2 separate regions of the Homo sapiens genome follow, and region 1 is linked to region 2. A link is a loop called in an ENCODE intact Hi-C map of the cell type or tissue named here. Cell type or tissue: dorsolateral prefrontal cortex. All regions are shown on one strand.

What was found. Peaks named below come from ENCODE experiments on the same cell type or tissue, not always from the same donor. Only the 100,000 strongest peaks of a DNase experiment are listed, where the experiment ranks them.
Region 1: it touches region 2 in a loop (2.5-fold over the local background); 1 of 110 quality-filtered maps calls a loop at or near these places.

What each region holds. Positions count from the first base shown.
Region 1 is chr7:154,741,312-154,746,311 of GRCh38, reverse strand. The region is part of intron 8 of DPP6 (dipeptidyl peptidase like 6); the gene reads right to left. Among named protein-coding and RNA genes, the nearest start is that of PAXIP1-AS2, 180 kb to the left of the region's middle. In dorsolateral prefrontal cortex, CTCF peaks have their summits at 1,690 and 1,895 (motif pointing right); a DNase peak (open chromatin) is centred at 1,891; H3K27ac peaks cover 4,459 bases.
Region 2 is chr7:154,502,045-154,507,044 of GRCh38, reverse strand. The region is part of intron 3 of DPP6 (dipeptidyl peptidase like 6); the gene reads right to left. Among named protein-coding and RNA genes, the nearest start is that of PAXIP1-AS2, 420 kb to the left of the region's middle. In dorsolateral prefrontal cortex, CTCF peaks have their summits at 2,691 and 2,892 (motif pointing right); no DNase peak of the experiment used is centred here.

The sequences.
Region 1 (5,000 bases), 240 kb before region 2:
TCTTGGTCAAAGGATCAGAGGAGGCCCTGGGGACTATGCGGGAAATCCTAAATCTTCTAAGTAGACAGTCTTTTTGTGCTTTTTCCAGGTTGTGTCTTTGGAACTCAGAGGCCCAATGACATGTCTCCCCACAAAGAGAAGACCCAGCTCAGCCATGTCCCCTTTCTGAAATCCTGGAATGTTGTCTGGCTTCTCTTGAAGACTCATGTATACCCTGAACTTAGTCTTTCTACAGTCTTCTTTTTTCTTCTTTCCTTGATAAATGAGGCAGGACCAACAATATTCATAACCAATCAACACCCTAGCTTTGATGCCAATGCTATATGCCCTGCTATGGCCTGGCTTCCTGTCCCCTCCAAACTTCGTGTTGAAATTTGATCCCCAATGTTGGAGGTGGGGTCTAGTGGGAGGTGTGTGGGTCATGGGAGGTGGGGTCTAGTGGGAGGTGTGTGGGTCATGGGGGTGGATTTTTCATGAAAAGGTTAATGGCCTCCCCCAAGGGTGAGTGAGTTCTCGCTTGATTTCACTCCTGTGAGGGCGGGCTGTTATAAAAGAGCCTGGCACCTCCTAAACACCCTGTTGCTTTCTCTCTCACTATGTGATCTCTGTACAACCAGCTCCACTTCATCTTCTGCCATGAGTAGAAGCAGCCTGAGGCCTCACCAGAAGCTAAGCAGGTGCTGGTGCATGTGTCTTGCACAGGCTATAGAACCCTGAGGCAAATAAACTCTTCTTTTTATAAATTGCCCAGTTTCAGGTATTCCTTTATGGCAACACAAAACAGACTAAGACACACCCTGTGTCCATTGAGCATTCTAGCCTCTAATGAGATGGGAAGGCCGGGTGTTACTAAGCCTGGTACATTTTTTTTCTATCTAGTTAATAAATATTTACTGAATGCTAGATACTCTGGCAATTCTATTGTAATCTTCCTAGTGACTGTGGATCTGCTTACATTATTTGTTATAAAGGAGAATTTTGAGGCTCAGAGATGTTGACAACTGGCTCTAGGTCACTGGGACGTGCGGAGCCTTGACTTGACTCCAGGTGTGATGTTGAGCCCACTCCACTATGGAGACCTCCAGGATGAGGAGACCAAGCCATTTTCTCAGGATCACAGGACAGGAGAGGGCAGATCCTGGTGAGTCTCCTGATTCCTGCTCCTTTGCTCCTTCCACTACACTGCTGGACCTGGCAGACCAGAGAACAAGACTGCAGTTAATTTTCCATGTTAAACCTCATGCAGTCTGGCAGCCCAGGCTATAGCCCAGCATTTGGGAAATCCATCTGCCTGAGTAATATCAGTATTGCAGATTGTCATCTTTTAATGAGGCAAGATACATATCAAAACAGAATGCAGGCAGCAAGGTCGCGTTTCGGATCATCCTAAATAACACAGCCCCCTGGATTCTGACTGTGAGTGAGTGCCTGGCTGTGCTCCCTGGGCTCCCTGGACCCCTACTGCTGTAGATATTTGAGAAAAATCAAAGCACCCTGAGAAATCTGGGTCCCGGGAAATTGCAAAAGACATAAATAACATGCCTGATAGATCTGTGCTCCGAAATACGTGGCCTCATTCTAAATACAGAAAATCTTATTTATTCCTGCTTGCATCTGTTGCCTTTTTCCTGCCACTAAATATTTTATCCAAGGTGCCGAGAGCAGAATTAAATGGGGGGTTAAAAAAGAAATCAGCGAACATCAAGCCAGAAGGCAAATGGAGCTTTTACCTTGCAAGGCTCGCAGCCTCCTTCACTAATCAGAGCTGTGTTATTTGCATATCACACACTGCGAATCCCCTCATTATCATCAGAGATCTGCAAATTCCCACAAATCAACACCGTGGGGGGCCCAGGGAGGAGGATCGGCTCCCCGAACATGCCTCGGCTGGCCGCCAGGTGGCAGTGTCCCTTCCCGTTCCTTTAGTGGGGAAGAGATGAAGTTTGGGTTTTGACTTTCTATTCCATTGCCTTGATCGCTCAGATTTTCATTCTAGCTTTACTGGCTGCTGACGTGTGGCTTCTCCAAGTGCTCTGAGAGATCAATTCCCCAGTCTTCCTTTCTTCTATACTGGGGGGCGGGTGTGGTGAGAGACAATAAATGCTTCTCTCTGTGGCTGGAGAAATTTAAGTAGGAAAGCTTGGAGAAGCTGCTTTTGAGGGGTGGGAGGCCCAGGCTTAGGCAGGTCCAGTTAACCCATTACACAGGACGCACCGGGAGGATCCAGGATGTGTGGACAACTGGCTGCAAATCCACCTCTGCACCAAGGCCGCTCAGCTGCACGCCATGGGACACAGGGCCGCTTGTCACCATCCCACATAAGGACGGGACAGCAGACCCTTGAACAATATAGGTTTGAACTGCGTGGGTCGACTTATGTGCAGATTTTTTCAACCAAATACATATGGAAAGTACAGTATTTGAGGGATGTGAAATCCCTGTATATGGAGGACTGACTTTTCATATACCTGGGTCCTCAGGGCTGACTGGGACTGGAGTATGTTTGAATTTTGGTAACTCAGGGGTCCTGGAACCAATCCCCTGCGTATATACCCCTTCATATACCTGGGTCCTCAGGGCTGACTGGGACTGGAGTATGTTTGAATTTTGGTAATGCAGGGGTCCTGGAACCAATCCCCTGCGTATATACCAAGGGGCACAGGACCTTTAAACTTCAGCAACAGCAAAAACGACAGCAAAAACAGCAGCAGCACTGATGGCTAATCACCTCTAGCCCTGGCAGACTTTTGTTAAAGCAGGCATTTGAGCAGCTTAACGAAAATTCAGCCTTCTTTCTTTCTCTCACTTCACCACACACTCCGCTCCGACTTTCTCTCTTTCCTAACACCCCAAATGACTAAGCATTATGTGCTTTGGAAAATCGCAGTGCACAAAACTCCATTCTTTTCTCCTGTCCTTGCACCATCTGAATCAGAGGCAGCACAGGCTCATTAGGCTGGAAAGGCAATCTCTCCGGCAGCCTGAAAGGGCCCTTTTACATAGTTTTCAATTCATCTTTCAGCTTTATTTTCCCTTAATGATGGTTTTTCCAGACTCAGTTAAATGCTACCTTGAAACAAAAGGAAGTACTCTATCTAAAGGCCCAGCAGGTGGAAAGAGAAGCCACATCCAAAATGCGCTGGAGATAAAAGAGCTGAGCCCGAGAGATGAGATCAATGGAAAAAACCTCACCTGATGGAAGACTTCAGCTTCAGCCTGTATTTCTGCAAATTCCCACCAAAATCATATAACTGTTTCTTTCCCTTTTATTTCTGGCTTTATCTTCTTTTAATGTGTATGACCATCAAAGGATGGTACGTTATGCTCCCTGAAGAGTCAAAGAACATCTTCCTTTGACTTAGCAGTAAAGGGGAATTTCTGGCTTGCTAAACATTTTGGGGGAGGAGGGACTGGCTCTTAAGGTCTGCCCTTTGCCCGTAAGTCCCAGAGGCTCTTGAGATCCCAAATACCCTTACAGGGCCTCCTAAACACCAAGGCAGCTGGGAGAGGCCACCGTTCCCTGACTGGAGGGACTGCCTGGCCCATGCCCGCCTTCTTTGTCCTGGCATAGAACATTCATCAGAGATGCCAGCGGAGGCCAGAAACTCCCAGTGGCACGATGAGACAGTGGGACAACCACAGATTTTTCTAATGATCAACTTTTTCCCTGAGCTATTTTGCGTCTCCTCCATATCAGGAAATGCTCACATTAGGTCACTTCTTACAGAATCTCAAATCCGAAATGTCGTAAAACAAAAACTGGAGAAAAGATTGGGAGCTATGATCTGGTCCTATCTCCAGAGAAGGAAATTTGGATTTTAGGAATGAACTCTTGAGTTAATGCATTAATGGTTGTTTGGTTTTCTAATTTTCATGTTTCTGCAGTTTTAAATCAGAAGATACCATTCTGCCAAAAGTGTCTAAATGTGTGAAAGATTTGTGCCATGTAATTAGGATGTGGTTCAATACCATCTTGCAGGATATACACTTTGTGAAGGCAGGTCCAGATCTTAAAGCATCTCTGTCTCCCTTGGAGGACCTGGTAGAGGGCTTCGGTGCAGAATAAATGCATGAATCCCACTCGAATAATGGAAGGAAGGAGCTGCTTCCTGCAGGTGGTCTTGGCCTCCATCGGACTGACTGTGTATCAGTTCCTCAAGGGAAGGGTCCCTGTCTTGGACCTCCTTCATCTCCTTCCCTCCCTGCCTCCCTTTCTTCCTCTTTTTCAGGTACCCCGTTGGGTGGGGCACTGCAATCCATAGTGACTCATCCAATCTGGGCGCCCAGAAGGGGCTCGAAATAGGATTCCCTAGTAAATGAGGACTGTGTGGGCCACTGTCAGGTGTTGGAATATCTTCTTGAAGAGATGAATTTTGCTACATGTAAATTTCTTCTATCTCTGCCATGTTTCTGGAGACACAGATGCAGGACACTGGGATGTGGGAGCCACATGGCGGTGGGTGAGGTTTCACCTTTCTGGATGGAGAGAAGGGAGGTAAGACTGTGAGCATGAGCATCTGAGTGGACCCATAAAAGAAGTGGATAATAATGAGGGTGGTGAGCAGAGAAAGAGCTGATCTGAAATCCTTCAGCTGGCCTGGCTGCCTTGTCCTTAGGGTTGGATAGCACCTAAGACCTCCACAAAGTGACACCTACAGGAAGTATCCTAGCTGGGCTCTTCCTTGGTTAACATTCATTAAAAATCCCAATACTTTATAGGCATGGTGTCCACACAGCTGGCCTTTTAAATAAAATAATCCAGGTGCCAGACATATTTATTCCTGCAAAAAGAAGAAGGTGCTGGCTGGCTCGCTTTCTTCCATGAAGAGCTGAAAGGTGCTCTCTTCTTTGGGTGTTTCTGAGGCTCAGGTGCCCATTTCCATCGACTGGATGGAGCTTGGCCTTGCGCTGAATGCACGGATGTGCTGGGGAGGGGCTAATCGTAGGCCTGAGTGGCCAGCATGCAGAGGCTTCACCCTTCCTGGGTTCTGCCAGGTTGC
Region 2 (5,000 bases):
AACCAATTTATCTATCTGCTGGAGGCTTTGGCAAACTCACAGTGACCCAGGGCTAGAAAAGTATGATGTGAAATTTCCAGGCTCTCGGAAAACTTTCTAGGGGAATTATTCCCAACAGTGTTAATCTATTGCTACTAGAAAGGGAAAATGTGTATGTATGCATTCATCATCCTCCTAACTGAAAGTGCAGAAAGAAATGTTTGATAGCGCTTCTCTGTAGTTATCCCCTGATCACACTAAGCAGCTTCTAAAAGGTGGGGAGAGAAGCACCTGACTTTTGCTATCATAAATATAGATCTTAATTTTAAGAGAGAAAGGAGAAATCATGTTTTTCTCTTTCAGATAATATGGGTCATCATCTTTTTACGCCTTTAGCATTATATCCATGAAAGAATGAAGAAGTTGCTTTAAAATTGGTTATTTGGAGGAACTTAATGAAACACTGAGTATCACATTAATTTGATACTAAATAAGCCAAACAAGACAGCACTCATTTTATTATAAAGAGGATGTTCCTTCTCAAAGCATTAGCCATTTGAATAATGCAGAGTAAATATGCCAATGTGATTCTTTTTAAGATAGTTGTATTATTATGAAATATACCATTAAACACAAAAAAATCTCAGGAATGTGGGTTTCTATATATTCAATAGTCACCCTCTAAAGACACATTTCTCCTGGTAGCACAAAAAATTGTGAAACTTAAAAAATCTTTACTGAAAATTCTTGAGAGCATTGAAAGGGATAAGAATATCATCCAATATCAACTGTGTCAGAGTTCAGGCCATTCTGAACACAACAAAAACTGAGAAAAAAAAAACTGTGTGTAAAATCCTACAAAAAAAGGAGCTACATCCAAATAGCAGAGTTAAGATCTCCAAAAATCTCTTCCAGAAAAGCAATGAGATTGCAAACATTGTCAAAATCAACTTTTTCAAATCTTGGCAATTAAACAATGACTTCCAACAGTCTTAAATAAGTATCTCTAAGTCTATACTGATATTAATAAATGATTCAATAAATAAATAATAAATACATAATTTATAGATAAATAAATATAAATAAATGGGGGAGAGTAGACAAATCTTCCATATGGAAGAATTCCAGGTAATTTCTACAGATACCCTGCTCTCAAGAAGAAAGAGCATTGCCTTCCACTCCAAGTGAGGGCTATGCATAGTGACTTCCTTCCAAAGAGCACAGTATAGAAAGAGGGGTAAAAAAATGTAGTTACAGTAGAGAAAATGACAAGTACGACTTTAGCCAGGTGATCAAGGTCAACACCAATGGCCATAAATCATGTTGATAGCCTGTTCCTTAGATATGTGATGAGAAAGGCATTTTACTTCTGTAGTCTTCCTCCCAAAGCCCTATAAACCCAGTCTACTTAGGAGGGAAAATGAAACAAAACAAAACAGAAATGATGCAATTGAAGAATATTCTATAAAAGACGTGACCCATGTTCCTCAAGTACCCTTTTGTCAAGGTCACCCAAATCAAGAAACAGGAACTTCTGCGAAGCTGTCACAGCAAGAGGAACTGAAAGAGATGCACTGCGGTGTCCCGGATGGGATCCTTGGGAGATAAAGGGGACATTAGGTGAAAGCTAAGAAAATCTGAATTAAGCATAAATTTTGTCTAACAGTGATGCATTATATCAATACTATTAATTCATTGTGTCAAACGTTGCATAATATATAAGATGATAATAATAGGGGAAAATGGGTTTGGGGCATGTGGAAACTTTCTGTACTACCTTTGCAACTTTGCTATATATGTAAATCTATTCTAAAACATAAAAAGTTTATTTTAAAAAGTCTTTCAGAATAAAATTAAGCCAAGGATTAGTATGGGCTGAGAGGTCTGTGCCAGACTACAGGGGATCCTGCCAGCTCTGGAATCCCAGGAATCTGAGTTGGAAGTCTCTGAAGAGACTACAGTATTTAGACTTTCCAGATGCTGCTGTCCAGAACACAAGTGTAAATCATACATTCCAGGTAGTCAAGAGACAGTCTCCTAGTTCTGATTCTGCAATTACAAAATGGAATAGTTTTTGTCAGCTTAATTCACTAAACATTTATGATCCTTACTTTCCTAAACTGCAAAATCTCTTTCAACATGGTAACTTTGACTGCATGGACCCAGATATGCATATATTAGGTAATGCATGATTGAGGATTTAAAACCACAAACGACAAGTTTCAAAAACATGTAATTTTAATAGCATTCCACAGCAAAAAAAAAAAACACCCTGATACTGTATATTTTCCATTACCGTTTTGTCTTTTTAACCAAAAACTGCCTAAATTTGTAAAAGATAAACTTGGATATTTTTAGTTAAGAAAGGCTATTTTGAGAGGCAGTATTTAATTTGCATTTTGAGGAATATGGTATTGAGCTTTTGGGTTGTAATGATCTGTTGGACAAGAAAAGAAGAATGAGACAGGAGTAATTTTTCATAAAAATTAGGTCCCATACGTTGATCCTTGAGTTATCTATTCTTGTACTCACATCTCTTTTAAATCATACCTAACTACAGTTTAAAAATAATTATTGAGGCTCTTGGCTTTGGCAGAAAGCAGTGCTCTTGCTCAAATGATCATACGTCACATCGCTAATGTTATTATAAATGACAGGCAGCTAAATTTACACTCACGATAAGATTATATATTAATAAGTGATTTAATAGGTCGGTGATCAAGAAATCATACACCTAGTTAACAAGCCAGACAGTAACTGTCTTCATGCTTATTTGCTACACATGTACAATATACACATCTGCCACAAGATAATACATCTCTTTAAATGCCAGCCTCGCCATCAATTCTCCAGCTAGCTAAAAATAGCACCTGTTATTGCAATTTAAAAGTGTATCCTTAGCCACTAGAGGGCACTGTTTCATAAAATGCTCTAAACACTATTAAGGCTGTTAAGAAAACTAATTAAAAATAATAGTGAGTAGAGGTCAACTGAAGACACATTTCTAAATTCATCAATGTTAGCAAGCAGGGATCATTCAGCTAAAAGGATACTTTGTTGTTTTTATTACTTATCTATAAATCAGGAACATTGGTTTTTTTTCATCAACTTTTAAGTTTCAGGGTACATGTGCAGGATGTGCAGCTTTGTTACATGGGTAAACATGTGCCATGGTGATTTGCTGCACAGATCAACCCATTACCCAGATATTAAGCCCAGCAACCATTAGCTAGTCCTCCTGATGCAGAAGCATTGGGTTTTAATCGCAGTTTTTCATTTAGAGACTGACGTGTCAATTCTTTAAGTCTCAAAAACATCTGTAAGCCTCAGTTTCCTTACCCCAAAAAATCAAACATCTGTGGAACCTTTACACAAAATATTTGATGCTGATCTTAAATGTTGTGGCTATGAGGGTCACAGGTTTCTTGAAATGCTCCTTTACTGAGAAGCTTTTGCTGTTAGATTTGACAAAATGCTTACTTAGCTAAAGTCAAACAATAATCGCAGATTCTAAAGCAAAAGTTGTATTCTTTAATGTCATTTATGGTGGCCAAAATTGTGTGTTCCCAGAGTGCTTTCAGTCAAGAGAGCCCACCTTGCCTCCAGTAGTTACATAAGAAAAGCCTGGTCAGGTACATCGTGTAGGTGAAGAAAGGAATGGCTGAGAGGCAGCAATCAATTGGGTAGTAAGCATGGAACCTGGGACTGGAGTACCTGTCTATTGGCTTCAAACCACATGCTCTTTGGATTTTACCTTGAGGCTCTGTTTCCTTATGAATCACCTGGCCTGGCAAGTGAAGATGCTCTGTGAATACTTGTTGAATAAGCAAATATAAGGACAAACATACAAAGGGCTAAGCCTGTCACTTTGTCCATTTGGCCAAGGGGTTTTAATAGTGTAAATAAAGGCTGTACTGTATTGCAAGGTGTAGCTTCAACTCTCTGATCTCCAATTTTCCCTTCTAGAGCAGAAACAGAGGAAGCAAGGATCAGGAGAATTCTTAGGAAATCCAGGACCACACATAGAACCGTCCATGGTAGCCGTTATTCTGCTGTTGACCAGATAGAGACCTTAAAAGACAAGTTCAAGTTTTTTGATGATGAGCATCACAGCCATCATCAGAACTGAGTCACAGGCATGTGAAACATTTTCACTAGAGTCTTTAAAAGACTCTTTTGCATGTTGTCATTTTCCTTCCCAGCTGCTATTTACATCCTGTCAACAGAGCAGTCTCCATTAACTTTTCCCTCCATGAAAACTCCCTAGGCTGGCCTTCCTACGAACTACAAAATAGAGTTCAGTCTCCTTACCTGACATTCAATATAATGTAAATTCACCCCAAATTCAACTCATAAGTTGTATTAGTCCATTTTCACACTGCTGATAAAGACATACTCGAGACTGGGCAATTTTAAAAAGTAGGTGGTTTATTGGACTTACAGTTCCATGTGGCTGGGGAGGCCTCACAGTCACAGCAGAAGGTGAAAGGCACGTCTCACATGGCAGCAGACAAGAGAAGAGAGCTGGTGCAGGGAAACTCCCCTTTTTAAAACCCTCAGATCCCATGAGACTTATTTGCTATCACTAGAACAGCGCAGGAAAGACCCACCCCCATAATTCATCACCTCCCACTAAGTTCCTCCCATGACACATGGGGATTGTGGGAATTACAATTCAAGATGAGATTTGGGTGGGGACAGAGCCAAATCATATCATTCCACCCCTAGCCCCTCCCAAATCTCATGTGCTCACATTTCAAAACCAATCATGCCTTCCCAGCAGTCCCCCAAAGTCTTAACTCATTTCAGCATTAACTCCAAAGTCCACAGTCCAATGTCTCATATGAGACAAGGCAAGTCCCTTCTGTCTATTAGCGTGTAAAATCAAAAGCAAGTTAGTTACTTCCTAAATACAATGGGGGTACAGGCATTGGGTAAATACGGCCATTCCAAATGTGAGAAATTGGCCAAAACCAAGGGGCTACAGGACCCATGCAAGTCCAAAATCTAGCAGGGCAGTA